Linked DNA regions of Homo sapiens: region 1 is linked to region 2. A link is a loop called in an ENCODE intact Hi-C map of the cell type or tissue named here. Cell type or tissue: OCI-LY7. All regions are shown on one strand. Each heading gives the region's core, and the rest is flanking DNA. Links, peaks and the distances in the headings are about the cores only.

Region 1 (15,502 bases), core at 6,563-9,062, 470 kb after region 2:
CCCCAAAAGAAATCTCCTGGCTTAAATGACGTCACTGGAGAATGCTACCGAACATTTAAAGAAGAATGGGCACCAATTTTCCACAATGCCTTCCAGAAAATAGAAGAAGGAACATTTCCCACCTCCTTTTATGGGGCTAACATTACCCTGATACCAAAAGCAGATAAAGAGAGTACAAAAAGAGAAAACTATAGTCCCACATCAATCCTGAACTTAGGAAAAAAATCCTCAACAAAATACGAGCAAATCAAATCCAGCAATGCATAAAAAGAATTATACACCACTACCAAATGAAATTTATTATAGGTACAGGCTGGTTTAACATTAAAAAATCAATCAATATAATCCACCACACCAACAGGCTAAAGAAGAAAAATCATATGATCATATCAATTAACACAGAAAAAGCATTAGATAAAAAAATTCAACACTGACTCATGATAAAAACTCTCAGCAAGTTAAGAATAGAGGGGAACTAATTCAACTTGTTATGGAAAACTTGCTGCTAACATCATACTGAAAGGTGAAAGACTGAATGCCTTCTCCCTATGGTCAGGAAGAAGGCAAAGACTCTGCTCTTGTGACTCTTATTCTGCTTGGTAGAAGTTTTAGGCTACTATGATAAGGCAAGAAAAAAAAAATAACAGCATATGAATTGGAAAAGAGGAAATAGAACTGTCCTTATTTGCAGACATGATTGTTTATGTAAGAAAATCCCAAGGAATCACCAAAAACTTCCCAGAATGGAAAGTGAGTTCAGCAAAGTAGTAAGGCATAAAATCAACATACAAAAATCAATTGCATTTCTATACACAAACAAAAAACATGTGGAAACTGCATTTAAAAACACAATACCTAGGCCAGGTGTGGTGGCTCATGCCTATAATCCCAGCACTTTGCAAGGCCAAGGCGGGCAGATCACCTGAAGTCAGGAGTTTGAGACCAGCCTGGGCAACATGGCGAAACCGTCTCTGCTAAAAATACAAAAATTAGCTGGGCGTGGTGGCAGGCGCCTGTAATCCCAGCTACTCAGGAGGCTGAGGCAGGAGAATTGCTTGAATCTGGGAGGTGGAGGTTACAGTGAGCTGAGTTCATGCCACTGCACTCCCATCCTGGGCAACAGAGTGAAACTCCATCTCAAAACAAACAAACAAAAAAACCACAATACCAGTTAAAATCTCCCCAAAGAAAATGAAATACTTAAGTATAAACTTAAAACATGTATGAATCTGTATGCTGAAAATTATAAAATTCTGATGAAATAAATCAAAGATATAAAAAAAGAGAAACGTGATTATAAATTAGAAGATGCAACAAAGTAAAGATGGCAATCTCCTCAAATTGATTTACAAATTTAATTCTTATAAAAATCCCAGTAATATTTTTTGCTGACATAAATAAGCTTATTTAAAGTCACAGGTCCTATCTAAGATGATCCTGAAAAAGAGGGTAAGTGGGAAGAATCACTCTATCCAATACTAGGCCTATTACATAACTACAGTATTCATGACAGGGTGGTATTGGTGGATGGACAGATATATAGATCAGTGAAACCCAACAGTGAATCTACAAACACATTCACATAGCTTCAGGGCACTGGGATAGATGAAAAGTTCTGAAGACTTGACAGCAAAAGTGTAATCCATAAAAGAATAATTGGACTTCATGAAAATTAAAAACTTTTTCTCAGAGAAAGATCATATGAAGAAATGGAAAGGTAAGTTACAGAGTGGGAGAATGTATCTGCAAACCACGTATCAGAGCAAGATCTAGTATCTAGAGTATATAAAGAACTCTTAAAACTCAACAGTAAAAAAAAATAGTGGATAAAAGACATGCACAGATATGTAAAAAGAGAATATGCAGATGGCAGATAAGCACATGAAAAGAGGTTATCATCATTAGCCATTAAGGAAATGCAAATTAAAACCACAAAAGACACCACTATAGAACTGCTCTAATGGCTAAAATAAATACTGATAAAACCTAATGCTGGTGAGGATGTAGAGAAACTTGATCACTCGTACATTGCTGGTAGGAATGTAAAATGGTACAACTACTCTGGAAAACAGTTTGGCGGTTTCATATAAAGTCAAACATGCAACTATCATATGACCTAGAAAGTAAATTCTTGGGTATTTATCCCAAAGTAATAAAAACCCATCTACACACAAAAATCTGTACATGAATGTTTACAGCAGCTTTATTCATAATAGCCCCAAACTGGAAAGAATCCAGACACCCTTCAGTGAATGAACTGATAAACACACTGTGGTACATCCATACCACGGAATACTACTCAGCAATAAAAAGGACTCAACTATTGGTACACACAACAACCTGGATGAAACTCAAAGGAATTAGGCTGACTGAAAAAAGTCACTCCTAAAAGGTTACATACTGTATGATTTTATATACATAACATTTTTGCGATGACAAAATTATAGAACTGGGGAACAGATAGTGGTTGCCACAGGCCAGAGTTAGGAGTGTAGGTGGGTTTAACTATAAAGGAAGTAGGAGGGATCCTGTGTTGATGGAACTGTTCTGTATTTTGACCAAAACAATGTCAATATCCTGGCTGTGATATTATTATTACACAATAGTTTTTCAAGCTGCTACTATTGGTGGAAACTGGATAAAGGGTAAATATGATTCCTCTGTATTATTTCTTATATTTGCATGTGAATGTACAATTATCTCAATATTTTAATTAAAAATGTATATATAATCAAAGAGAAAGAGCCATACATAAAGCCTAAGCAAGGGTCATCCAGCAAAGGTCAGGGCAACACAAGGCAGGCAAATAGTAGGGTGCATGGCATATGCTGTGGGGCCTGGCAGGGTACGGGCCCTGTGTGGAAAATACAGCCGAGTTGGGTGATGGCCTGGCAGGGTTGAGAGACTGGTTAGGAAAAGTACGGCTGAGTAAATAAGCAAACATACTGGGGATAATAAGAGCCAGGTTTCTCATTCTTACATAATTATAAATGGGAACAGCTATAAAGATGGTGTAATAATGGATTAGAATTGAAAGTATTGGCCAGGCGTGGTGGCTCATGCCTGTAATCCCAGCACTTTGGGAGGCAGAGGCGGGCGGATCACGAGGTCAGGAGATCCAGACCATCCTGGCTAACCGGTGAAACCCCATCTCTACTAGAAATACAAAAAATTAGCCGGGCGTGGTGGCGGGCGCCTGTAGTCCCAGCTACTCGGGAGGCTGAGGCAGGAGAATGGCGTGAACCCGGGAGGCGGAGGTTGCAATGAGCCAAGACTGTGCCACTGCACTCCAGCCTGGGCGACAGAGCGAGACTCCGTCTCAAAAAAAAAAAAAAAAAAAGAAAGTATTGGCTGGGCATGGTGGCTCACGCCTATAATCCCAGCACTTTGGGAGGTTGAAGCAGGCAGATTACTTGAGGTCAGGAGTTCAAGACCAGCCTGGCCAACATGGTGAAACCCCGTCTCTACTAAAAAAATTAGCTGGGCGCAGTGGCGGGTGCCTGTAATCCAAGCTACTTGGGAGGCTGAGGCAGGAGAATTGCTTAAACAGAGGAGGCGGAGGTTACAGTGAGCAGAGATTGCACCACTGCACTCCAGCCTGGGAAACAGAGCGAGACTCTGTCCAAAAAAAAAAAAAAAAAGAATTGGAAGTACCAAAGTGAACTTGTGGTTTTCAATATATATAGACAGAAACAGAAATAAATATACAGTTGACTCTTGAGGTTTTAACTGAGCTGGTCCACTTATATGCAGATTTTTATCAACCAAAAGGTACTGAAAATACAGTATATGCAAGATGCAAAACCCTTTAGTATGGGTGGGTACCACAGAGGAGACTGTGAGACTTGAGTATGCATGGATTTGGTATACCGGGGGTGGGAGGGTCCTGGAACCAATCCCCTGTGTACAAGGAGGGATGACTGTACCCGTAAAAATGGACAGGTACATATGTATATGTATGAACACATATTTCCCAGCTTTGTCCCCTAAAAGGGGTTGGGAATCATGATATACCAGTAGTAGTGAGCATACCAGATCTTGGTTATATTTCCTACTAAAAAGAACCAAGGCTCCTTGAAGAAATGGCTGATTTCTGGGCCAGGGCAAGAAGAGAATAAAATGAGCTGGAAGATCTTGCTGTGCCAGAGAGTGAGGAATATAGGAATGGTGGGGACATGTAAAATGGACATTGTAAACAGCTTGATGGGGTTCTTACTGTCCAAATATGGGGAAACTGAAGCATCCAAATAAATCATAGTAAAGGATTACAATCCACTGAACAAAATAGGAATCCACGCTAAATAAATAAATAATCGAACAAATAATGGGAAATTCTTCCTTACACTAGAATGCTAACTAATAAAAACAGAAGGAATAATGAAATTAGAAAATCTCCAGTTATCGGAGGGTTGGGCAGGCGAAGAAAATCTCCAGTTATCTATCACAGTAATAATTAATTCAGGCAAGAAACAGCAATAGATGCTAAAACTGCTAGGTAAAAGTTGGATGTGGAACAGGATATTTACGTAGTCTGAAATCATCTCTCCTTAAAATATTAACTATGAGGGGAGAAAGAATAATTTATAATGGATAAACTTTGGCAGACACCACTTTACTGATGTGATCAAACTAAACATAACCAGTGACGGGGCAAAATGACATCTTGTGTTATCTGTGACCCTTCTACCAAAAATGCATAATCTCAGTCTTATCATGAGGAAACAGCAGACAAACCCAAACTGAGGAACATGTTACAAAAAAAAAATTGTCTATAATCTTAAAAAATGTTAAGGTCATAAAGGTCAAGAAAGGAGTGACTAGGGCCTTTGAAAGGGATTTAAAAAACATTACCAGAATCATTTTCCTATTAAAGGATATTATTGGGACTGCTGACAAAACTTGAATGGGGGTCTCTGAGTGAACAGAATGTAGGAGTTCTTTTGTGTGCTTTTCTTGTACCTTTACTGTAAGTTTGAAATTATTTCAAAATAAAAAAATTAACATCACAAAAAGCAAGACAATCATACAGCCTGGGCATCCTGAGGGAGGAATATAGCACTGCCCATGAAACAGTCTTGTTAATTAAAAAAAATCTGACTAGACTCTACATCTATCTACCAATTTATAGAAAATATCATGTCGATATTATCAGCAAAATACAGGTTGTGGCAAACTCCACAAGGCAAAAAAACCTGTTTTCTCCAACAAATAAACTGTAAGGAAAAAGAGACAGAGGGAAGCCCAAGTTTAAAAGAGATTGAAAGCCGGGCACGGTAGCTCACGCCTGTAATCCTAACACTTTCAGAGGCTGTGGTAGGTGGATCACCTGAGGCCAGGAGTTTGAGACCAGCCTGGCCAATATGGCTAAACCCTGTCTCTACTAAGAAAACAAAAATTAGCCAGGCATGGTGGCGCATGCCTGTAATCCCAGCTACTCGGGAGGCTGAAACATGAGAATCGCTTGAACTTGGGAGGCAGAGGTTACAGGGAGCTGAGATGGTGCCACTGCACTCCAGCCTGGGAGACAAAAAAGAAAAGAGATTGAAGCTAAATAGCAACCAATTACAATGTATTGACTTTTTTTGGATCCCAATTCAAACAAATTATACACACACAATATATACATGTATAATTATATCTATGGTATATCTATAAGACAATTAGAAAATTGAACACTGTTTAGATATTTGATGATATCAAGTAAATAATGTTGATTATTTGAGGTATGGTAGTAATAATGTGGTTTATTATTATTATTATTATTTTTTTTTTTTGAGATGGAGTCTCACTCTGTCACCCAGGCTGGAATGCAGTGACATGATCTTGGCTCCCTGCAACCTCTACCTCCCGGGTTCAAGCAATTCTCCTGCCTCAGCCTCTCGAGTAGCTGGGATTACAGGCATACGCCACCATGCTCGGCTAATTTTTTTGTATTTTTAGTAGAGATGGGGTTTCACCATATTGGCCAGGCTGGTCTCGAACTCCTGATCTTATGATCCACCCACCTCAGTGTCCCAAAGTGCTGAGATTACAGGCGTGAGCTACCGCGCCCAGCCAATGATGTGGTTATTTAACAAAATGACGCGATGCCTTGAGTTTGCTTCAAAGTAATACTGATGCAGGGAACTGAGTGAGAGAAGTGAGTGGCTGAGATTGTTAAAGCTGGGTTATGGTACATATTTGAGGGATGATGCATATATGGGGGATGATACAAATATGGGGATCTTTATTTTATTCTGTATACTTTTGTGTTTGAAATTTTCTGTAATAAAAGTTTTTTTATTTTTTATTTTTTAATTTTTTTATGGCCGGGCATGGTGGCTCACTTCTGTAATCGCAGCAGTTTGGGAGGCTGAGGCAGGCGGGTCATTTGAGGTCAGGAGTTCAAAACCAGCCTGGCCAACATGGTGAAACCCCATCTCTACTAAAAACACAAAAATGAGCCGGGCGTGGTGGCATGCACCTGTGGTCCCAGCTACTCAGGAGGCTGAGACAGGAGAATCTCTTGAACCTGAGAGGCGGAGGCTGCAGTGAGCCAAGATTGCATCACTGCCCTCCAGCCTAGGCAACAGAGTGAGACGCCATCTCAAAAAATAAAAAAAAAGTAAATTTTTTTTAAGTAGTAGAATCAAGATTTAACTCTAGTTCTGTCTCACTCCACAGCTACTTCTTGATAAGTTTTCTGTTTTCCTTTAAAAATAAATACTTTATGTATCCCCCCAATTAAATTTTCCCATGAATCATTATATAACATTTAAAAAAATACTTCCCATCCACAAACATAATAAAGTATAACTATCTTTATAGATGAGATATGCTTTAATAAAATTAGCTATAAAGCAGATGTTATTTGTCTAGATTTTTTCCTAATTAAAAATTAGCTGCATTTATACTAAGAGGAAAATTTTAATTAAAAAATGTTTTTTGGAAAGGTAAAAATCAGCATACCTAGTGGATCACAATACAGGTGGTACAACCTTCCTGGGGGTATTTGGAAATATGCCGGGTTTTTTCATTGTCACTGGAACCTGGGGATGCTACTGGATTTAGTGGTAGGGGTCAGAGATGCTATATGTCTTAGGTGCTCAGAGCTCTCCAGCACAACAAAGAGTTGTCCCACCCGCAAAGCCAACAGAATTGCCATTGAGAAACACCAACTAAGAGGTAACATTTACAACAGAAGAAAGAAAAGGGAAAAAGGTTTGTCTGACTCAGACTTGTTGGCTGAAGAGTTACTCAGGGGGAAAGAAACATTATTCTAGAAGGGAAGCAGCCACTAGACATCTAGAAGGGAAGCAGCCACTAGACATCATTCTTGTGTTTGTTTTAGACAGTACTTCTTTCTAAGACCAGGGAAACTAACACATTAAGTCTGGCACCTAGAAGCTGTCCACAAATGGTAGTTACCAGTAGTATTAGTGCCTCTAGGGCCAAACACAGCAAAGACAGATGAAGGAGTATCTACAAGCATACGGAGTTTAGACAAGATGAGAAGTGGGAAACAATGGTTTTCTTGATGAGAGAGAACGCCCCCTGGTGGAGTGGTCAGATTCCAGCAAGAACACAACAGAACTGACTTGTTCCTAGCAAGTGTTGAACTCAATACCTTTAGTTAGACCCTTACTCCTTTACTCTTCTTCCTATCATCTAATCCATACTTAGGGGAGAAATCCTTCAAAGTTCTCCATACAGTAGGACTAAAGTGAAGGTGGGCAAAGCCCCAAGGGGGCAGTTAGAAAATACTGCAAGTGGTACTGCCAAGAGAAATTACTTAACATCTCCCTTGGCTAACTGCCGGTGGTGGTAGCAAGACCAGCAATATCTAAAGCAGAAGCAGGGAGGCTCCCAGCTCAGAGCTTGTGATGGTCAGGACGAGTAAAGGGCAAATGTGGTAGTAAGAGTTCAAGTCACGACACTTGTCCTTGCCTGGGGTGTCATATAAAAAGCAAAATGGCATGGGAGAAAAGACACTGGGAGAAGTAGGGCTGGAGTGCTTCTGGATGTGCTAAGTGGCACTTACAACTAATGAAAGGAGAACAAAATTAAAGTTTGATTCATAAGTAGGCCTTTGATGATAGGAACAAATGCATAATCTCAGCTGATGATAATTATGCAGGAGACAAACACTGTTTGCAATACTCCTTCTTAAAAGGCCAAGGCCATTATTCAGGATTTTGAAAAGGAATTCTAACAGGCCAAGATGGTAAGGCAGTAAGTAATACTTGCAACCTGGGATTCCAATATGAAGAAGAGAGCCTTTTCTTTTGTGTCCATTCATATAGCTACTTTTATTAAATGCCAGCTTGCACAGAGAGACAAAAAGTGTATTAAAGAGACATTACCTTTCATGTTTGCAACACACTCGCTGTTATTCACCAAGGTAGAATATGGTTGTTCATTCTGAGGCAAGACTCCTGCAGCCATGGTAGTCTGTTGGAAAAAAAATTATTTTTTGAAAGTTTGCCTTGGGACAGTCATTTATTAATCACCCAAAATATGGCTAGACCTTTGTTATCCAATGCTGCAGTCACTGGCCAAGTGGCAGATACTTGAAATATGGCTAGTCAGGTTGAGATGTGCTGTTAAGTGTAAAATACACACAAGATGCTGAAAATTTAACACAAAAAATACAATGTAAAATACCTCAATAATTTTTACATTAATTACACATGCTAAATTTCATGGCTAACAGATTATTGTATTGCTCAAATGATACAGTTTCCATTGAGAAAAGTTAATTAAATCTTCTTAGATGTCAAAAAACCAAAAATTATACTTATTAAGTTATTTCTATGTGCCAGACACCAGTATTAAGTCACTTTTTTCTAAAAAGAACTCTACGAAGTAGCTATCATCCCCTATTTTAAAGGGGTAGAAGTCATGTCAGTAGGATTAACACACACTAAGTAGTAGGGTGGTAGTTAATCCCATCTTTCAGCTTCCAGTTCAGTTTTTTCAATTAGTACACAGCTGCGGATGAAAGAAATTCTAATAAAGATGATCTCAACATTTTTGAGCTTCCAGATAAACAACTGTGTAATTCAACTTTGTAGTTCCTAAGTGTACCTCAATGTAAATATTGATGAAAACAAAACTCAGTTGTGGAATTTTATAAATGACAAAACTATTTCCATAAAATGCAAGCACATAACCCAGAAAAGTTTATGGAGTTGACTGTGATACAAGATAAAATAACACGATTCAAACGTTTTTTCTAAATAATGATTTTAATAATTTTCTTGGCAAAACCATGTTTACGGTTTGAACATCTATTATTGGGAGGTCAAATATTATACTTTTATTAGCTTATTAAATGGCTATGAATTTTATTTAAAGGCAATAAAAACTTGTTGAAATTCTTGTACCAATAAATCTACAATGGTAATTAAATCCAGCCCTAATTAATATTTTTCTTTGGTGCACTGGATCATTCCTCTGAGAAAAAAGTCACTTCTCAAATCTCAGTGATTCTTTGAGAATTTCAAGTTCACTAAAATTTTACTTCTAAAAGCAATCTTTATACGCTCAAAAAAGTACAAAATTTAAAATCTAAAATCCTATTTGATAAAGCTGTTTCCCTTCAAAAGAAATACAGGAATTAAAATCACAGGGGTGATCTAAAGTGAAATTAAAAAGAATGCTTCCTGAAATATTAATAATGTCACACACCAGGTATCATACTAATTAATGCAAAATTTTATAATGTGCATAGTATTTCAAATGAACGTTACATAAAGACATTAAGTAAAGGGACTAATGGAACAAGTTGTTCCAGGAAATTCATTAGCAAAAACTTAATTTGAAAGGATATCCATTAAGATTAGACTTAGATAAAACATTTTTTACCATATTTTAAAATTTGGACTATTTTCTTAAAACATTTTGATGAGAAAAACAATTATCACCATATTAGAATCATGGAATTTTGGAGCAGCTGGGACGCTAGCCCTGGCTATTTTGTATATAAGAAGTTATGAACCATGTCCCAGAGAAGGTCCTGCCTTGTCCCACATGATACAGCATGGAGAGTGACAGAGCATGCTGGTGACAAACTTGGACCAGTCATCACTTTTTTTGTGAAGCTTTCCCTGCCCTCACTCTTTGCTCTTCAGCTATAATGTAATGAAACATGTATACCTGACAGTCTCCCCTGTAGACCATGGGGTCATGAGGATGAGTTATGACTGGTTCACCTTTATGTCTCTAGAGAATGGAAAAGCCAGTATATAGGTACCCTCGTGACACAACTGTCAAACTGAAATGGACCATATTAGACTGAGTTCCTTGAGTCTATTCACGTCTTATTTATCTCTGTATCCTAAAGCCTACCGAAAACATGTCTAATATGGTTTGGATCTGTGTCCCCACCCAAATCTCATGTCAAATTGTGTTCCCCAGTGTTGGAGGTGGGGCCTGTGGGAGATGACTGGATCATAAGGATGGATCCTTCATGAATGGTTTTGCATCATCTCCTTGATGTTGTGGTAGAGTTCTCATGATATCTGGTTGTTTAAAAGTGTGTAGCACCTCCCCGCCCTTCCTCCTGCTCCTGCTCCCACTTTGCCTTCCACCATGAGGCCTCCCCAAAAGCAGATGCTGCCATGCTTCCTGCACAGCCTGCAGAACCATGAGGCAATCAGACCTCTTTTCTTTAGAAATTACCCAGTTTCATGTATTTCTTTATAGCAATGCGAGAATGGACTAATAAAGATACTTGAAAATGTGGAGGCAGCTTTGGAACTGGGTAATGGGCAGAGGTTGGAAGAGTGGGAAGGGGTCAGAAGACTGGAAGATGAGGGAAAATTTGGAACTTCCTAGAGACTTGTTGAATGGTTGTAACTAAAATGCTGATAGTGATATGGAAAGTGAAGGCCAGGCTGAGGAGGTCTCAGATGGAAATGGGGAATTTACTGGGAACTGGAGCAACAGTCACTTTTGTTAAACCTTGGCAAAGAGCTTGGCTGGATTGTGCCCCTGCCCTAGGTATCTGTGGAACTTTGAACTTGAGAGAGAATTTAGGGTATCTAGTGGAAGAAATTTCTAAGCAGCAAAACATTCAAGAAGTCACCCGGCTGCTTCTAAAAGCCTATGCTCATATGCATGAGCAAAGACATGACCTGAAACTAAAACTTATATTTAAAAGGGAAGCAGAGCATAGAAGTTTGGAAAATTTGCAGCCTGGCCATGTGGTAGAAAAGAAAAGTCCATTTACAGGAGAGCAATTCAAGCAGGCTGCAGAAATTTGCACAACGAAAAGGAAGGCAAGTGCTGATAGCCAAGACAATGGGAAAAACGCCTTGAAGGCATTTCAGAGACCTTCCAGGTAGCCCCTCCCAACACAGGCTCAGAGGCCTAGGAGGAAAGGATGGTTCTGTGGGCTATGCCCAGGGCCCTGCTGCCCTGTGCAGCCCCAGGACACTGCTCCCTGCACCCCAGCAGCTCCAGCTGTAGCTAAAATGGGCCCAAGTACAGTTGAGGACACTGCTTAAGAAGGTGCAGGCCGTAAGCCTTGGTGTCTCCCATGTGGTGTTAAGCCTGCAGGTGCACAGAATGCAAGAGCTGAAGCTTGGGAACCTCCACCTAGATTTCAGAGGATATATGGAAAAACCTGAATGTCCAGGCCGAAGCCTGCTGCAGGGGCAGAGCCCTCATGGAGAACTGCTACCAGGGCAGCACAGAGGGGAAATGTGGGGTTGGACCCCCTACACAGAGTCCCCACTGGGGCACTGCCTAGTGCAGCTGTGAGAAGAAGGCCACTGTCTTCCAGACCCTGGAATGACAAAGTCTCCAGCAGCTTGCACCCTGTGTCTGGAAAAGCCATAGGCACTCAATGCCAGCCCATGAGAGCAGCCTTAAGAGATGAACCCTGCAAAGCTACAGGAGCCGAGCTGCCCAAGGCCTTGGGAGCCCACCCTTTGCATCAGTGTTCCCATGGAGTATTTTGGAGCTTTAAGGTTGAATGAGTGCCCTGCTGGGTCTCAGACTTGCATGGAGCTTGTAGCCCCTTTCTTTTGGCTGATTTCTCCTTTTCGGAATGGGAGTATTTACCCCATGCCTATATCCCCATTGTATCTTAGAAGTAACTAATCTGGTTTTGATTTTACAGGCTCACAGGTGGAAGGTACTAGCCTTGTCTCTGATAAGACTTTGGACTTTTGAGTTAGTGCTGGAATGAGTAAAGACTTTGGGGGTACTGTTGGAAAGGCATAAGTGTATTTTGCAACGTGAGAAGGACATGAGATTTGGAGGGGCCAGAAGTGGAATTGTATGGTTTGGATCTGCATCCCCACCGAACTCTCATGTGGAATTGTAATCCCCAATGTTGAAGGTGGGGCTTGGTGGGAGGTAACTGGATCATGGGTGGGGGCAGAGTTCTCATGAATGGTTTAGCATGATCCCCCTTTGGTAGTGTATAGTGAGTGAGTTCTCATGGGATTCAGCTGTTTAAAAGTGTGTAGCACCTCCCCCTGCCTTCCTCCTGCTTCTGTCATGTAAGATGCCTGCTCTTGCTTTGCCTTCTGCTATGAGTAAAAGCTCCCTGAGGCTTCCCCAGAAGCCGATGCTGCCATGCTTCCTGTACACCTGCAGAACTGTGAGCCAATTAAACCTCTTTTCTTTATAAATTACTCAGTCTCTGGTATTCCTTTATAGCAACGGGAGAACAGACTAACACAATGACTATTTAAAAAGTATATGTTGAGTTAATTGTCCTCTTCTGGGTTACAATTATGGACTACTTTAAAGACTTATTTCTAACTAATCCTTCAGAAACTTTAAGTTGTAAGGAACCTCAGAAGTTCCTCTCGGAGAATCCTAACCAAATGTGAGCACACTCTCCACAATATCTTTGTCTAAACAGTAACAGTGACATCATTACACAGCTCTGGTAGCCAGAAAGCTTTTTATAATATTACCACTCTGTAATTTCTACCCACTGGTCCTATTTCTGCTCACACAGAACAATACACCCTTTCTTCCATATATCTAAAGCTAGTGATCATGCTCCCCTCACTTCTGATATATAGCTTCCCAGATGATACATCAGCAGTTCCCTTTACCTTTTGTCATAAGTAATGTTTCTAGATCTCCTCATCAGCTTGGATGCTCTTTTCTATATATATACTCTATAGTTATTAATATTCTAGTGCCCAGAACTGAAGTCTAGTCCCCAGATGTGGAACAATCATCAAAAATCAAAACAAAACCAGTCACCTTCCTTATCTGAAAAGTTTATGTGGCTTATTATCACATTAGCATTTTCAGCAATCTCAAGACACATCAGGATACAACAACAGTCAAAGAATAAAGCTGGTCCATATATTTTGATGCTAAAAAAGATATTCATTAGGGATAATTAAACATATATGAAAGTTTCAAGTGAATAAATGGTATAGAATGAAAAATAAAAGTCTCCACCTTCTATCCCCCCAAGCCAAGTTTTATCCCACAGAAGTAGACCATTTAAACTCTCACTTTAGTTATTCTGGGGCTGGGGGTAATAATCACTATACTTAGACCTCCGGTTCTTATGCTACCGTCTTTAAACCATACTACTGAATTCCTGATTTAAAGATGAGGAAACTGCCTCATTTACCATACTTTCCATCATGCCAACCTTCCCCTATTTAATACATCAAAATATTTGTCTTCTGATTATCTCTGTAATTTTAAATTCTGATTATCTTTGTAAATTTTAAAGGTGAATATCCTCTAACCAATCTCTTGTTCTATCAATTTTAAACAGTATCTTGATTCCCTCTATGTAAATTAGTTAACTTACACTACTGTCCACTTTATTTTCCCCTCCACTTTCAAGTTCTGCCAACCATACCATTTTTATATGAAGATTTTTAACTTTTAAATTTCAGTTAATCTATAATTTCCTCAAGCTTTGTCTGTAGGCTTATTCTAAATGTGAGACAAAATACAATTGTTATTACTATCATATATAATACATATACACATATAATCTGTGAACACATACTTTTTTTTTACCATCTTGTATCACCAAACTATGTGACGCTTTAAGTAAGATATCGCAAGGATAAGTGTCAAATGGATTATCTTTTCTTTCACTCCAACAGTTGCTTAAAATAAAGGCATATTTTGTTTTGTTGTAAATTTGGACAGTATGTTTCTTATATAGACTTTCCTGGGTTTTTTGTTTGTTTGTGAGACAGAGTCTCATTCTATTGCCCAGGCTGGAGTGCAGTAGCACAATCTCGGCTCACTGCAACTTCTACCTCCTGGGTTCAAGTGATTCTGCTACCTCAGCCTCCCAAGTAGCTGGGACTACAGGCATGTGCTACCATGCCCAGCTAATTTTTTTTGTATTTTTATAGAGATGGGGTTTTGCCATGTTGGCCAGGCTGGTCTCGAACTCCTGACCTCAGGTGATTTACCCGCCTGGGCCTCCCAAAATGTCCGGGGTTTTTAATAGCTTTTTTGTTTGTTTTTTGAGACAGAGTCTTGCTCTGTCCCCCAGGCAGGAGTACAGTGGCACAATCTCGGCTCACTGCAACTTCCCCCTCCAGGTTCATGCAATTCTCCTGCCTCAGCCCTCCGAGTAGCTGGGATTACAGGTGCATGCCACTACACCCGGTTAATTTTTGTATTTTTTTTTTTTCAGTAGAGATGGGATTTCACCATGTTGGCCAGGCTGGTCTGGAACTCCTGACTTCAAGTGATCCGCCCGCCTCAGCCTCCCAAAGTGTTGGGATTACAGGTGTGAGCCACCGCGCCTGGCCCAATAGCTTTTTTCTTACTGACTAAAGTAATATATATCTTCAACACAGCTTCTTAATCATACTATCATAATCATACTACCTACTTGCTTTTTGAAGATATTTTTCTTCTGAGATCTTTGGATTCCTACTCCAAAGAGAAGTTTGTGCAGATCGGTACTCAACCAAACACCTTGGGCCAGCAAAGCCTTGAGGGCCCTCTGCACCTTCCTGTGCTGCTCTCACATCTCCAGGACCTGACTCTGCAAATTCTAGCCACCTTGGCCACACTGAACTCTGCTCTCTGCACACCTCTGGGAAAGCTCTGTCTTAGTCCCCCTCCCTGCACTGAAGCCTGGAAACTGCCCCCAGGGAGACAGCTGGTGCAAAGGTAAACTCACTGTGTTTGTTTCTCTTCTCTCAGAGATCTAGGTCCTCAGCTGCTTTCTTTCCAAAATCCAAAAGATATTTTATTATATATGTTGTCCAGTTTTCTAGTTGTTTTAGGCAGAAGGGTATTAATAAATATCTAATTTCTCTTATTTCATCTTGGTTGGAAGTGAAAATCCCTTCTGGCCATCTTCAAATAACTCAAACCCAGGGGAACTGTGAAATAGTGCCTAATATGCATTACCTTTGCATAAAAACATTCATTTATAGTCCAACTGTATATAACTGCTGATCAAAAATTATATTTCAAATATGTTAAACTATATTTTAGAATCAGAAATTCTGTGTTTGAGTCTTGACTCTGTTCACTGTCAGCTATATGAACAATT
Region 2 (15,502 bases), core at 6,409-8,908:
TATCAGACTGTATAGAGGTGGGAAAGCTAAACTGAGGAATTACGTCTGACAGAAGAGAAGAAATGACTGCAGTGGCCTTCTCAGACCCTGTAGGAAAGGCCTTTACTTATTCAGTGAAAGTGTCTATTTAGACTAAGAGGTATTTTAGTTTCCTGACTCAGGGCATGTTGAGTAAAGCTAATTTGCCAGTCCTGGGTGGGGCAAATCCTCGAGCTTGATGTGTAGGGAAGGAAGGGGGCCTGAATAATCCCTGAGGAGTAGTAGAATAGCAGATGGAACACTGAGAAGTTATTTCCTTGAGGATAGATTTCCACGATGGAAAGGAAATGAGAGGTTCTGAGAGGCAGGCTAGTGGCTTATACTATAGCATAGCCTGCCTTTGCTGGTGTGTGGCAATTAGGCCTGGTGGAACTGCCATCAATAAATCAAGTGTGATCAAGGTGAGGAACAGGAAAGAAGGAAATATGGGGAAATGGGGTGAATATCAGGTGGATCAGAGAGATACAGTCACGGGGGTCAGGTGTGGTATCAGGAATAATGTGGGAGGCCAGATTGAAGTCTGGGCCAGGAACAATGGTAATTGTGGGACTTAACAAAGAGTGAGTACAGCTGAAGGAGCCGGGGAGCAGAAAGTATATGCGTCAGGTATGAGGAAGAAAATAGATTTTGGAAGTTATGAGAAATGTAGAGAGTGAGTTGAGCATAGTTTGCGATTTTTAGGGCCTCTAAAAGTATTAAAGCAGTGGCAGCCGCCGCACGCAGACATGAGGGCTAGGCTAAAACAGTAAGGTCAAGTTGTTCGGACAGAAAAGCTACAGGGTGCGGTCCTGGCTCTTATGTAAGAATTCTGACCATGCTAACCATGCCTAGGAAGGAAAGGAGTTGTTTTGTAAGGGATTGAGGTTTGGGAGATTAATCGGACACGATCAGCAGGGAGAGCACATGTGTTTTTACGAGAATTATGCCAAGATAGGTAACAGATGAGGATGAAATTTGGGCTTGACTGAAGTAATGGGGTCTGTCTGTGAAGCCTTGCGGCAGTACAGCCCAGGTAATTTGCTGAGCCTGATGGGTGTCAGGGTCAGTCCAAGTGAAGGTGAAGAGAGGCTGGGATGACGGGTGCAAAGGAATAGTAAAGAAAACATGTTTGAGATCCAGAACAGAATAATGGATTGTGGAGAGAGGTATTGAGGATAGGAGAGTATATGGGTTTGCCACCATGGGGTGGATAGGCAAAACAATTTGGTTGATAAGGCGCAGATCCTGAACTAACTAGTAAGGCTCGTCGGGTTTTAGGACAGGTAAAATGGGGGAACTGTAAGAGTTTATAGGCTTTAAAAGGCCATGCTGTAGCAGGCGAGTGATAACAGGCTTTAATCCTTTCAAAGCATGCTGTGGGATGGGATATTGGCATTGAGCGGGGTACGGGCGATTAGGTTTTAATGAGATGGTAAGGGGTGCATGATCGGTCGCCAAGGAGGGAATAGAGGTATCTTATACTTGTGGGTTAAGGTGGGGGATACAAGAGGAGGACGCAAAGGAGACTTTGGATTGGGAAGAAGGGCCGCAATGAGATGCAGCTGTAGCCCAGGAATAGTCAGGGAAGCAGATAATTTGGTTAAAATATCTCGGCCTAATAAGGGAACTGGGCAGGTGGGGATAACTAAAAAAGAGTGCATAAAAGAGTATTGTCTAAGTTGGCACCAGAGTTGGGGAGTTTTAAGAGGTTTAGAAGCCTGGCTGTCAATACCCACAACAGTTATGGAGGCAAGGGAAACAGACCCTTGAAAAGAAGGTAAGGTGGAGTGGGTAGCCTCCGTATTGATTAAGAAGGGGACGGGCTTACTCTCCGTGAGAGTTATCTAAATCTCAGCGTCCGTGATGGTCTACGGGACTTCCGAGGTGATTGGGCAGCGTCAGTCTTTAGCCGCTAAGCCAAGAAGGAGTCAGTCAGAGAGCCTTGGGCCAGAGTTCCAGGGGCTCTGGGAGTGGCTGCCAGGTGAGTTTAACAGTCCGATTTCCAGTGGGGTCCTGCACAGATGGGACACGGCTTAGGAGGAATCCTGGGCTGCAGGCATTCCTTGGCCTGGTGGTCAGATTTCTGGCACTTGTAGCAAGCTCCTTGGGGAGGAGGTTCTGGAGGAACGCCTGGCCGCTGCAGTTCAGGCGTTTCGAAGTTCTTGTGTGCTGGAGATGTGGCTGGGGTTTGTCTCACAGTGGAGGCAAGGAAGTGCAACTTTTTTTTGTTATTGTACACCTTGAAGGTGAGATTAATCAAGTCCCGTTGTGGGGTTTGAGGGCCAGGTTCCAATTTTTGGAGTTTTATTTAATGTCGGGAGCAGATTGGGTAATAAAATGTATATTGAGAATAAGATGGCCTTTTGACCTTTTAGGGTCTAGGGCTGTAAAGCGTCTCAGGGTTGCTGCCGAATGAGCCATGAACTGGGCTGGGTTTTTATATTTGCTGAAAAAGAGCCTAAACGCTATCTGATTTGGGATAAAGAAAAAGGAGCATTAACCTTGACTATGCCTTTAGCCCCAGCCACCTTTTTAAGAGTAAATTGCTGGGCAGGTGGGGGAGGGCTAGTCACGGAACGAAAGTGTAAGCCGGACCAGGTGTGAGGAGGGGAGGCGATAAAAAGATTATAGGGTGGAGGAGCGGAGGCTGAGGAAGAATTGGGACCTAGCTTGGCCTGGCGAGGAGGGGAGGGGTCAGATGGGTCTGTAGAAAAGGAAGATTAGAAAGACTCAGCGACGCTTGGGGTTGGGACTGAGGGGACAGGCGGGAGGGAAAGAAGGAAGATTTGGGATGAGTTGCACTGGGCACAGAGACTAGGAAGGGACTGATGTGTAAAAGAATGCCTGGATGTCAGGCACCTCAGACCATTTGCCCATTTTACGACAAGAATTATTTAGATCTTGTAGGATGGAAAAATTGAAAGTGCCATTTTCCGGCTATTTGGAACTACTGTCAAGTTTGTATTGGGGTCAAGCGGCATTGCAGAAGAAAATAAGATGCTTAGATTTTAGGTCAGGTGAGAGTTGAAGAGGTTTTAAGTTCTTAAGAATACAGGCTAAGGGAGAAGGAGGAGGAATGGGAGGTGGAAGGTTGCCCATAGTGAAGGAGGCAAGCCAAGAGAAAAGAGTAGAGACATGGAGAAGGGGTGGGGGCTTCTTGCCCTCCAGAAAAGCAGAGAAAGGGTTGGGGCATGGAAATAAGGGATTGAGACACAGAGATGAGAGCTTGGGGTGCAGAAATAAGGGATTGGGGCACAGAGATAAGAGGTCGGGGTGCGGAAATAAGGGATTGGGGCACAGAGATAAGAGGTCGGGGTGCAGAAATAAGGGATTGGGGGTTCTTGCCCCCTAGAAAAGCGGGACTTGCCGCTAAGGGTGAAGGAGAAGGGGTTGAGGGGTACTTGCCTCTCCCCCAGAAAAGCAGAGAAGGGGTAGAGACAAGGAGAGAAGGGGTTGGGGGACTTGCCGCTAAGGGTGAAGGACCAAGGCAGGTGTCCCTGCATGGTCTGACGCCTTTGAAATGTGGGTGAATCAAATACCAAGGGGAGGCTGCCTTCCCAGTCCGTGACCGGCGCCGGAGTTTTGGGTCCATGGATAAAACGTGTCTCCTTTGTCTCTACCAGAAAATGAAAGGAATTGAAATTAAGAGAAGGGAGAGATTGAAGTGTGGCACCAAGATTGAAAGGAGAAAGAGGTTGAGGGATAGTGAGGGAGGTTGGAGAAGAGAGTAAAAAGAGGCCGCTTACCGGATTTGAAATTGGTGAGATGTTTCTTGGGCTGGTGGGTCTGAGGACCTGAGGTCGTAGGTGGATCTTTCTCGTGGAGCAAAGAGTAGGAGGACGGGGGATTGATCTCCCAAGGGAGGTCCCCCAATCCGAGTCATGGCACCAAATTTCATGCGCGTCCGTGTGAAGAGACCACCAAAGAGACTTTGTGTGAGCAACATGGCTGTTTACTTCACCTGGGTGCAGGTGGGCTGAGTCCGAAAAGAGTCAGCAAAGAGTGGTGGATTATCATTAGTTCTTAACAGGTTTTGGGATAGGCGGTGAAGTTAAGAGCAATGTTTTGCGGGCAAGGGTGGATCTCACAAAGTACATTCTCAAGGGTGGGGAGATTACAAAGAACCTTCTTAAGGGTGGGGGAGATTACAAAGTACATTGATCAGTTAGGGTGGGGCAGGAACAAATCACAATGGTGGAATGTCATCAGTTAAGGCTATTTTTACTTCTTTTGTGGATCTTCAGTTACTTCAGGCCATCTGGGTGTATATGTGTAAGTCACAGGGGATGCGATGGCTTGGCTTGGGCTCAGAGGCCTGACACTTTATCTTAAGTGTTGACATATACACCCATGCATGTAAAATTACTTAATCACAGGAGAGATTTTATTTGTTTGAAGACCTAAGGCTTTCTTTTTTTTTTTTTTTTTTTTGCTAAGTCAAATTTGCCATCGATACCATTGATCCTCACGTAGGAAAATGTTTGTCTTGTGCTGTCTCTAAATAGCCACTAGATATTGCTAAAGGGCTGGGGGAAGAAAAGAATCTTAGTTTTCATCCAAGGCTTCTGAGTTACTGAATTTTACAGTTCAAGGGAAGCTTAGTGATGTTGGAAATAGGATAAAAGCCTCAACATAAAGATGGGAAGTATATCTTCAAAAAGATAAGAAGGGTAGTAATACTGACTAAGGAATACTGAATATTTAAAGGCAGTGTTGGTGGCTGGGCACAGTGTGGCTCATGCCTGTAATCCCAGCACTTTGGGAGGCTGAGGCAGGCCGATCACCTGAGGTCAGGAGCTCAGGACCAGCCAGGCCAACATCGTGAAACCCTGTCTCTACTAAAAATACAAAAATTAGGCGGGCATGGTGGCACGCACCTGTAATCCTAGCTATTCCAGAGGCTGAGGCAGGGAGAATCACTTGAACCCGGGAGGCAGAGGTTGCAGTGAGCTGAGATCGTGCCACTACACTCCAGCCTTGGTAACAGAGCAAGCCTCTGTCTAAAAAAATTAAATAAATACATAAAGGCAATGTTGGCATAGTTGAAATTGTGCATTAGCATTTTGACACCTACTTGTCAACTAGATAGCAATGTCAAATCTTTAGAGATTATCCCTCCCGTAGCATGACACTAGACTGAAGGTTCAGATCAGTTTTCAAAAAACTGTGCAAGCATTCTAGACATTATTTAAAAATCACCGTCTTTTGATTATGAATGTATTGCATTGATGTTTAAGCAATTATGGAAATGTAGAAAATTATTATTATTATTTTGAGAGAGAGTTGTGCTCTGTCATGCAGGCTGGAGTGCAGTGGCTCGATCTTGGCTCACTGCAGTCTTCGTCTCCCAGGTTCAAGTGATTCTGCTTCTTCAGCCTCCTGAGTAGCTGCGATTACAGGCATGTGGCACCATGCCCAGCTAATTTTTTGTATTTTTAGTAGAGATAGGTTTTCGCCATGTTGGCCAGGCTGGTCCCGAACTCCAGACCTCCAGTGATGTGGCCACTTCGGCCTCCCAAACTGCTGGGATTACAAGTGTGAGCCACCATGCCCAGCCCATGGGAAATGTAGAAAATTATAATACAGAACTCCATCACTCAGGGTGACTATATAGTATACTACATAATTAATATTAATATACTGTATATAATTAATACATACTATATAAGTTAACATTATGTTAGTGTTGTATAGTATATATAATATATGGTTTACTTTATAATTAACATACATAATAACATCTACTATATGTATATCTTCATCCTGTGGAAGCAATGAAGAATAATAACAAGAAAACCACCCTGTGATGCACAATACAATTCAAGGCAGAGGCCATTACCAATGTTTTTGAGTCCCCTGAGACTTCTTCCCCACTCCATTTATCTGCCTCTCCCAAGAAGTAATTGCTACTCTAAAATTTTGTTTATAATTTATTCCTTTTATTTCAAGTTTTACCACAAATAAAAGCGTCCTAAATAACATATTATTTAGTTTTTTTGTTTTTAACTTTGTAAGAATGATTTCTAAGATTCATCCATGTTGATATATCTTCACTCATTTTCTCAGTCATAAGATACCCTGTCACATAAAGTACTGCAATGTATCTGTCCATTCTCCTCTTGATGAATATTTAGATCTACTCCCTCCGTGTAAGGACAATTGGGTTGTTTCTACTTTTGGCTGTTATAAAAAATGCTGTGCATGTCTCCTGGGTGTCCTGTAGGGGTTTTTCTAGGAGTGGAATTACTAGGTTGTAGGATGCATGTTCAATTTAGGAGATGCTGCCTAACTGCTTCCACAGTGCTGGTGTCACTATTCCTGCGAGTGGTGTGGGAGAGTTCCTGCTGCTCTGTGACCCAACCAGCACTTGCTGGTCTTGGACTTTTAAATTGTTGTCGATCTGCTAATTATGAAATTGCATCTTATTATGGTGTTAATTTGCATTTCTATCATTTCATCTTTTATTTATTTATTTATTTATTTATTTATGAGATGGAGTCTCACTGTGTCACCCGGGCTGGATTGCAGTACCACAATCTCGGCTTACGGCATCCTCCGCCTGCCAAGTTCAACCGATTCTTGTGCCTCAGTCTCCCAAGTAGGTGGGATTACTGGCATGCATCACCATGCCTGGCTAATTTTTGTCTTTTTTGTAGAGATGAGGTTTTGCCATGTTGACCAGGTGGGTCTTGAACTCTTAACCTCAGGCAATCCATCTGCCTTGGCCTCCTAAAATGCTGGGATTACAGGTGTGAGCCACTGCACCTGGCCGATTTCACCTTTTAATATGGTATCAGTCATATATATGTTTTTTCTTATTTGAAATGCCTATTTAAGGCGCTTCCCCAATTTTTACTGGGTGGTTCATCTTTTTCTTATTGATGTTGATGTACAGGTATTTTTTTTTTTTTTAAGGCAGAGTCTCACTCTCAAGCTGGAGTGTAGTGGCACAATCGTGGCTCACTGCAGCCTCAACCTTCCTGGCTTATGCGATCCTCCCACCTCAGCCTCCCAAGTAGCTGGGACTACAGTTATGCATCACTATGCCCGGTTAATTTGTTATAATTTGTGTAGAGATGGGATCTTACAGTGTTGCCTAGGCTGGTCTGGAACTCCTGGGCTCAAGCAGTCCACCTGCCTTGGCCTTCAAAGTGCTGGGATTACAGGCATGAGCTACGGCACCTGGCTAGGTATTCTTTATATATTCTGGGTTTTAGTCTTTTCCTAGTTATATGTGTTTTAAGTATCTTCTTCTAATTGGGAAAGAGAATGGTGTCTTTGGATAAACAGAAGTTCTTAATTTTCACGTTGTGCAATTTATTAATTTTTTTGTTGTTAATAAATATTAATGTAAAAAAATGAATTGTCTGTCGTGGCGTAGGCCTGCCCCAGGAGGGCGTCATATTACCACATGATTTGTGTGCAATTATTCAATCTTGACTGGTGTGTGTATGATGATTTTGTATCTTGTTTAAGAAGTCTCTCCTTGGCTGGGCACGGTGGCTCATGCCTGTAATCCCAGCACTTTGGGAGGCCAAGGCAGGTGGATCATGAGGTCAGGAGATCGAGACCACCCTAACATGGTGAAACCCCTTCTCTACAAAAAAAAAAATACAAAAAATTAGCCAGGTGTGGTGGCATGCTTCTGTAGTCCCAGCTACTTGGGAGGCTGAGGCAGGAGAATTGCTTGAGCCTGGGAGGCAGAGGTTGCAGTGAGCTGAGATTGTGCCACTTCTCTACAGCCTGGGTGACAGAGTGAGACTCTGTCCCCACACCCTCGCCCCAAAAAAAGTCTCTCCTTGTCTGAATTTATAAAGATATTCTATTATGTTAAATTGAAAGTTCTGAATAAGGCACCAAGAAACAATAGGTATCATATACTGTAATTAACTGTGAGATCAACCACCCTACAGGAATTTAAACACAAGATGACCAACAGCCATCATCTATACTGAGGACATTAAATGTTTGAAAGAGGAGAGATGTGCAGGGGATTTTTGTGATGATTTATTTAGAGAAATCTTCAGGTGGGCTGCTGGTAAGCTGTGACTTGTCTCTCTCCCCCAGTCAAGTCTAGTGAAAGGGGTTTCAGTAGAATCTCTTGAAGGCTTGACATGTCTTCTGCATTTAGGGACACAGAAGACTGGTATCTGATTCACACCTGAGAAACCTAATGGATAAGAAACTATGATTGGCTCTGATCATAAATGGTGTGATGGTAGAGCAAAGAGAATGATCAGTGTGCACTGCCAGGATTTATTCAGCCAACAAGTATTCCTTACAAGCTGCATAGGAGATATACTCAAGTGAGAACCAGCCTGGTTAAATCCTGTTGATAGGACAGATTGAAAGGTGAACAGCCCTCAGTAGAGAAAATGGAGATGGACTTTGCGTTCTGTATTCCAAGGATGAAATAAAGAATCTTTGAGGCTGGGCAAGGTGGCTCACGCCTGTAATCCCAGCACTTTGGGAGGCCAAAGTGGGTGGATTACCTGAGGTCAGGAGTTCGAGACCAGCCTGACCAACATAGTGAAACCCTGTCTCTGTTTAAAAAAGATACAAAAAATTAGCCGGACGTGGTGGTGCATGCCTGTAAATCCCAGCTACTTGGGAGGCTAAGGCAGGAGAATTGCTTGAATCCAGGAGGCAGAGGTTACAGTGAGCCGGGATCATGCCATTGCACTCCAGCCTGGGCAAAAAGAGCAAAACTCTGGCCAGGCACGGTGGCTCAACCTGTAATCCCAGCACTTTGGGAGGCTGAGGCAGGCGGATCACCTGAGGTCGGGAGGTCAAAACCAGCCTGAACAACATGGAGAAACCCCTTCTCCACTGAAAAGGCAAAATTAGCCGGGCATGGTGGCCTATGCTTGTAATCCCAGCTACCGGGGAGGCTGAGGCAGGACCCAGGAGGCGGAGGTTGCAGTGAGCTGAGATCACGCCCACTGCACTCCAGCCTGGGCAACAAGAGCAAAACTGCATCTCAAAAAAAAAAAAAAAAAAAAAAAAATTCCTTTCTCCCAGATGAAGGGAACTGAATGTGAAGGATTACCCATCAGTGGTAGGTCAGGTCTCTAAAGGCATTACAAAATTCCTTATGATAGAGTCAGCTTTAAACCAATGCCAGACTCAGAGGATGCAAAACTGCCTTAGAACAATACTACTCAGACAGATGTGTGCTGGTAAATGTTAAACAACCAGGGGGAAGTTGTTAAACAAAAACTTATTTAGTGACACGTGTTAAAGCACAGTAAGGAAGACATTGTTCAGGACCACTGCAATAAGGTCTCGTAGTGGGGGACAGAGATTGGTTTCAACCCCGGAACACAGCATAGGCAAGTGGGCATTTATAGCCAAGGAGCAGGGTGTGGTCAGTGGATTGAAAATTACTAAGAGGTAAAACATCAAGGGTAAGATTTTGGCTAAGCCAGCCTAACGATATTCTTGCTAAAGACAGGCCAGTGTGATCAGTCCTCACCTGGAGAAACCTCATCAGATATCAGGGGTGATCGGGAATTTGCAATTCAGTTACTACATAGAGCCATTAATGCACATAAAATTACAATTAAATAAATTGTATTTAAAGTAAATGCAATAAACACTAAAAACTCATCACTTCCTGATTATTTTGCTACATTTTACTCAGGGGTCAGTGGAGGAGGAGAGCGAGGAAATTAAGTCTGAAAAGTTCTTGCTAAACTGACTTAGCAGGGCTCTTTGCTAAAACTGGATTTTACGATGTCTCTCTAAGATGGACCTAGGGGAAGGCTCAGAAGCCTGACTAAAGTTTGACTAAGCAAAGAATCTTTGTCGGGGGATAGCCCTGATTTGTGGCATTTGAAGATTTTTGTGGTGTAAATGTTCTAAAATTATTTCCTTACATTATTATTTGTTTCTTTCCTGTCTCTCCTCCTCCACTGACCCCAGCGTAAAATGTAACAAAATAATTAGGAAGTGAAGAGTTTTTAGTATTTATTGCATTTATTTTAAATACAATTTATTTAATTACAATTCTATGTGCATTAATGGTTCTATGTAGTAACTGAATTACAAATTCCTGAAAGTTTAACAGTCAGTTCTTACAAGCTGCTAGGAGCTGGCTCCAGTTCACCACTGACACCACTCTAGTAAGAACTTTCCTGCCTTCTTGTCTCCATCTCTCTGTCCTCCCCACACTCCAATACTAGAAGGGTCAGACTTCGTGGTTAGCTAAGAGGAGGAGGAGAACCAGGAAAGAAGAAATAATAATGTGTATAATAAGTTTTAGCAGAGAACTGAGACATTCTCTGAAAGCCCTACTTGAAAGTCAGTCCTTTATTCAACAATATAGACATTATATTAGAGAACCATGTAAAAGGTTGGAGGAGGGCAGTAAGGAAGAAAGACGAGGGAAAACACATGTTGATGGCCGGGCCCAGTGGCCCACACATGTAATCCCAGCACTTAGTGAGGTCGAGGCTGGCGGATCACTTGGGGTCAGGAGTTTGAGACCAGCCTGGGTAACATGGTGAAACGCTGTCTCTACTAAAAATACAAAAATTAGCTGGGAGTGGTGGTGCGTGCCTATAATCTCGGCTACTCGGGCGGCTGAAGCAGGAGAATCACTTGAACCCAGGAAGCAGAGGTTGCAGTGAGCCAAGATTGTGCCACTGCACTCCAGCCTGGGCCACAGGTCTAGACTCTGTCTTAAAAAATGAATAATAATGTACATTCTACATGGGCTTATGTTAATTGTGATTGCATTGCCTGTGCATAACCCACCTGAGTTACTGCAGACAGCATTGGCTGACTGCTGCTTCACTGCTTGTGTAATGATTAACTAGGACTCAACTTTGAACTGCAATAAAGAAATCACATTCTTCTCTTTGCTAGGATGTAGTTCCAAATGAAGAGGTAGCTTTGGTTTTATGGCATTCAATGCCTGTGCCGTAGTGGTTCATCTTTATACCTGGTGTGGCCTTTCTTCTCTGTCTAGAAAACTGCTCCTTCAGTCTTCCCTCTTCTTGTTTCATGCTTTCCTTGACTGAGCCACATCTCCCCTTTTGTAATCATTGTCTACCACGTGATGTTTTAAACTAAAGAACACACATTCACATTTTTTTCCTACTACAGACGATGTGAGATGAGACTGACATCCACAATATAGTCTAATTATATTTAATCAATAATTAACTCTGACAGCTGTCATCTATCAGGGAACATGTGTGATTGTTTTTAAAGTAAGTGGAGGCACTAAATCAATTAAATGAGGAAAGGCTTTTTTTTAAAAAAAATACTTTAGGTTCTGGGATACATGTGCAGAACATGCAGGTTTGTTACATAGGTATATATGTGCCATGGTGGTTTGCTGCACCCATCAACCCGTCATCTACATTACGTATTTCTCCTAATGCTATCCCTCCCTTAGCCCACCACCCCACAACAGGCCCCAGTGTGTGATGTTCCCCTTTCTGTGTCCATGTGTTATCATTGTTTAACTGCCACTTATGAGTGAGAACATACGGTGTTTGGTTTTCTGTTCCTGTGTTAGTTTGCTAAGAATGATGGTTTCTGGCTTCATCCATGTCCCTGCAAAGGACATGAACTCAGCCTTTTTTTATGGCTGCATAGTATTCCATGGTGTATATGTACCACATTTTCTTTATCCAGTCTATCATTGATGGGCATTTGGGTTGGTTCTAGGTCTTTGCTATTGTGAACAGTGCTGCAATAAACATACATGTGCATGTGTCTTTATAGTAGAATGATTTATAATCCTTTGGATATATATCCGGTAATGGGATGCTGGGTCAGATGATATTTCTGGTTCTAAATCCTTGAGGAATCACCACACTGTCTTCCACAATGGTTGAACTAATTTATACTCCCACCAACAGTGTAAAAGCGTTCCTGTTTCTCCACATCATCTCCAGCATCTGTTGTTTCCTGACTTTTCAATGATCGCCATTCTAACTGGCATGAGATGGTATCTCATTGTGGTTTTGATGTGCATTTCTCTAATGACCAGCGATGATGAGCTTTTTTTCATGTTTTTGGCCACATAAATGCCTTCTTGTGAGAAGTGTCTGTTCATATCCTTTGCGTACTTTTTGATGTTTTTTTCCTTGTAAATTTGTTTAAGTTCCTTGTAGATTCTGGATATTAGCCCTTTGTCAGATGGATAGATTGCAAAAATTTTCTCCCTTTCAGTAGGTTGCCTGTTCACTCTGATAATAGTTTCTTTTGCTGTACAGAAGGTGTAAGGATGGGGTCCAGTTTCAGTTTTCTACATACGGCTAGCCAGTCTTTCCAACACTATTTATTAAATAGGGACTCCTTTCCCTATTGCTTGTTTTTGTCAGGTTTGTCAAAGATCAGATGGTTGTACATGTGTGGTGTTATTTCTGAGGCCTCTGTTCTGTTCCATTGGTCTATGTATCTGTTTTGCTACCAGTACTGTGCTGTTTTGGTTACTGTAGCTTTGTAGTGTAGTGTGAAGTCACACAGCATGATGCCTTCAGCTTTGTTCTTTTTGCTTAGGATTGTCTTGGCTATAGAGGCTCTTTTTTGGTTCCATATGAAATTTAAAGTAGTTTTTTTTCTAATTCTGTGAAGAAAGTCAATGGTAGCTTTATAGGAATAGCATTTAATCTATAAATTACTTTGAGCAGTATGGCCATTTTCACGATGTTGATTCTTCCTATCCATGAGCATGGAATGTTTTCCATTTGTTTGTGTCCCCTTTTATTTCCTCTAGCAGTGGTTTGTAGTGCTTAAACTTGGAATCAATTCCCCATGTAAACTGAAGGATAACTGTATAAAGAAAATATTTTCTGTAATAGGAAAATGGTGCTATGTATTAGCTTAAAATTGCAGGAAGAAATGACTAAGTATTCCTTCTTTTCTTGAGGCTTTAAGTAGGAATCCATTTCCTTGCATTTTACAGTTTGTAAAGACTGCTCGAATTCTTTATTTCATGCCCCCACCCACCTTTCATTTTCTTTTCTTTTTTTATTAAGTTTAAGTCCGGGTACATGTGCAAGATGTGCAGGTTTGTTACATAGTTGAACGTGTGCCATGATGGTTTGCTGCCCCTATCAACCCATCACCTAGGTATTAAGCCCAGCATGCATTAGCTATTTTTCCTAATGCTCTTCCCAGACCTACTCCATCACCCAACAGGCCCCAGTGTGTGTTGTTCTGCTCCCTGTGTCCATGTGTTCTCATTATTTAGCTCCCACTCATAAGCAAAAACATGGTGTTTGGCCGGGCGCGGTGGCTCACGCCTGTAATCCCAGCACTTTGGGAGGCCGAGGCGGGTGGATCATGAGGTCAGGAGATCGAGACCATCCTGGCTAACAAGGTGAAACCCCGTCTCTACTAAAAATACAAAAAATTAGCCGGGCGCGGTGGCGGGCGCCTGTAGTCCCAGCTACTCGGGAGGCTGAGGCAGGAGAATGGCGTGAACCCGGGAAGCGGAGCTTGCAGTGAGCCGAGATTGCGCCACTGCAGTCCGCAGTCCGACCTGGGCGACAGAGCGAGACTCCGTCTCAAAAAAAAAAAAAAAAAAAAAAAAAAACATGGTGTTTGGTTTTCCGTTCCTGCATTAGTTTGTTGAGGATAATGGCTTCCAGCTCCATCCATGTCCCTGCAAAGGACATGATCTCTTTCCTTTTTATGGCTGCATAGTATTCCATGGTGTATATGTACCACATTTTCTTTATCCAGTCTATCATTGAGGGGCACTAGAGTTGATACCATGTGTTTGCAATTGTGAGTAGCAATAGCTAATATTTTTAAATAATATATAAATTATTATAGTCATACTGGAAACCTGTAAAAATGATCAGTGAACTTGAAGACATAGCAATGTTGAACTAAACAAAACAAATCACAGAGAAAAGTATAAAGGTTAAAAAATAAAAAGAGCTCTAGAATAGTTTGCTGTAATATCAAGCAGCTTAATATTTAGTACTTTGAATATACAGATATATAATTTTAATTTAAAAATTGTAAAGTTATTCCTTCAAAGATAATCACACCATGTCATATCATGGTTAAGTAACTGAAAACCAGATAAGAAAATTAAAAGAAATAAAAAGGAAGGCAAGGAATACTTGCTACCTTTACAGAGAAGTTAAGAATGACTATATATATTGGCCGGGCGCGGTGGCTCACGCCTGTAATCCCAGCACTTTGGGAGGCCGAGGCGGGCGGATCACGAGGTCAGGAGATCAAGACCATCCCGGCTAAAACGGTGAAACCCCGTCTCTACTAAAAATACAAAAAATTAGCCGGGCGTAGTGGCGGGCGCCTGTAGTCCCAGCTACTTGGGAGGCTGAGGCAGGAGAATGGCGTGAACCTGGGAGGCGGAGCTTGCAGTGAGCCGAGATCCCACCACTGCACTCCAGCCTGGGCGACAGAGCGAGACTCCGTCTCAAAAAAAAAAAAAAAAAAAAAAAAAAAAAAAAAAAAAAATGACTATATATAGTTTTTCTGAAACTGTGAATGCCATAAGGGCAATAGAATGATGTCTTCAAGGTGGCAAATATGGAGTTAAATCTGCAAATCTAGAATTCAATGAAAAAATAAACACATTTTCAGACAAGCTAAATTAAATTTGTCATCAGCAGATCTATACAGTAGATGTTTTAAAAATTTTTGAAGCAGAAGAAAATGATAGAAACTCAGATCTATGCAAAGCACTGAAAAACAATAAAAAAGTTTGTAAATATAAAATAATGCTCATGTTAAAATATCTTTAAAAGATTATGAACTAAAACAAATAACATCATTACAAACAAAATAATGTGCTGTGATGCTTATAATATTTGAAAAATTAAAATTTGTGACTGTAACAGCACAAAAAGCACAAAAACTGGAGATGGTAAGTGTAAATGTATTGATGTAATTTCCCTCATTTTAAGTATGTTGATATAATATTATCTGAGGTTATAATGAAATAAATTTAAGATGTGTGTCATAAGCACTAGAGAAACACAAAAATAGAATTATGTGTAGTCAATCATTTAATTGTGAATATAAATTGAATTCTTTAAAATATCTTCTATCCAACAGAAGATAGAAGGAAGTGAAAGTGAACAGAACCAGATGGGAGGGGAGAAAACAGATGCTGTATTGGTGGATTTAAATACCATTGAAAATTGCATTTAATGTAAATAGTCTAAACACTCCAACTAAAAAACGGACATTGCCAGACCACTCAAAACATCAAGACTCAGGCAAGGCACGGTGGCTCACACCTGTAATCCCAGCATTTTGGGAGGCCACGGCTGGCGGATCACCTGAGGTCAGGAGTTTGAGACCAGCCTGGCCAACATGGTGAAACCACATCTCTACCTCTACAAAAGTACAAAAATTAGCCAGGCATGATGGCGGGCACCTGTAATCCCAGCCACTGGGGAGGCTGAGGCAGAAGAATCACTTGAACCTGGGAGGCGGAGGTTGCAGTGAGCCAAGATTGCGCCACTGCACTCCAGCCTGGGTG

The links. Hi-C counts contacts between places; a loop is a spot of excess contacts. Peaks named below come from ENCODE experiments on the same cell type or tissue, not always from the same donor. Only the 100,000 strongest peaks of a DNase experiment are listed, where the experiment ranks them.
Region 1: it touches region 2 in a loop (4-fold over the local background); 2 of 110 quality-filtered maps call a loop at or near these places.

Annotation. Positions count from the first base shown.
Region 1 is chr9:94,057,662-94,073,163 of GRCh38, reverse strand. It overlaps a transcript of PTPDC1 not described here. Among named protein-coding and RNA genes, the nearest start is that of PTPDC1, 19 kb to the left of the region's middle. In OCI-LY7, for the core only: CTCF peaks have their summits at 7,316 and 7,531 (motif pointing left); a DNase peak (open chromatin) is centred at 7,523.
Region 2 is chr9:94,528,708-94,544,209 of GRCh38, reverse strand. No RefSeq gene overlaps it. Among named protein-coding and RNA genes, the nearest start is that of PCAT7, 19 kb to the left of the region's middle. RefSeq lists an enhancer at 7,667-7,836. In OCI-LY7, for the core only: CTCF peaks have their summits at 7,207 and 7,406; a DNase peak (open chromatin) is centred at 7,429; H3K27ac peaks cover 1,186 bases.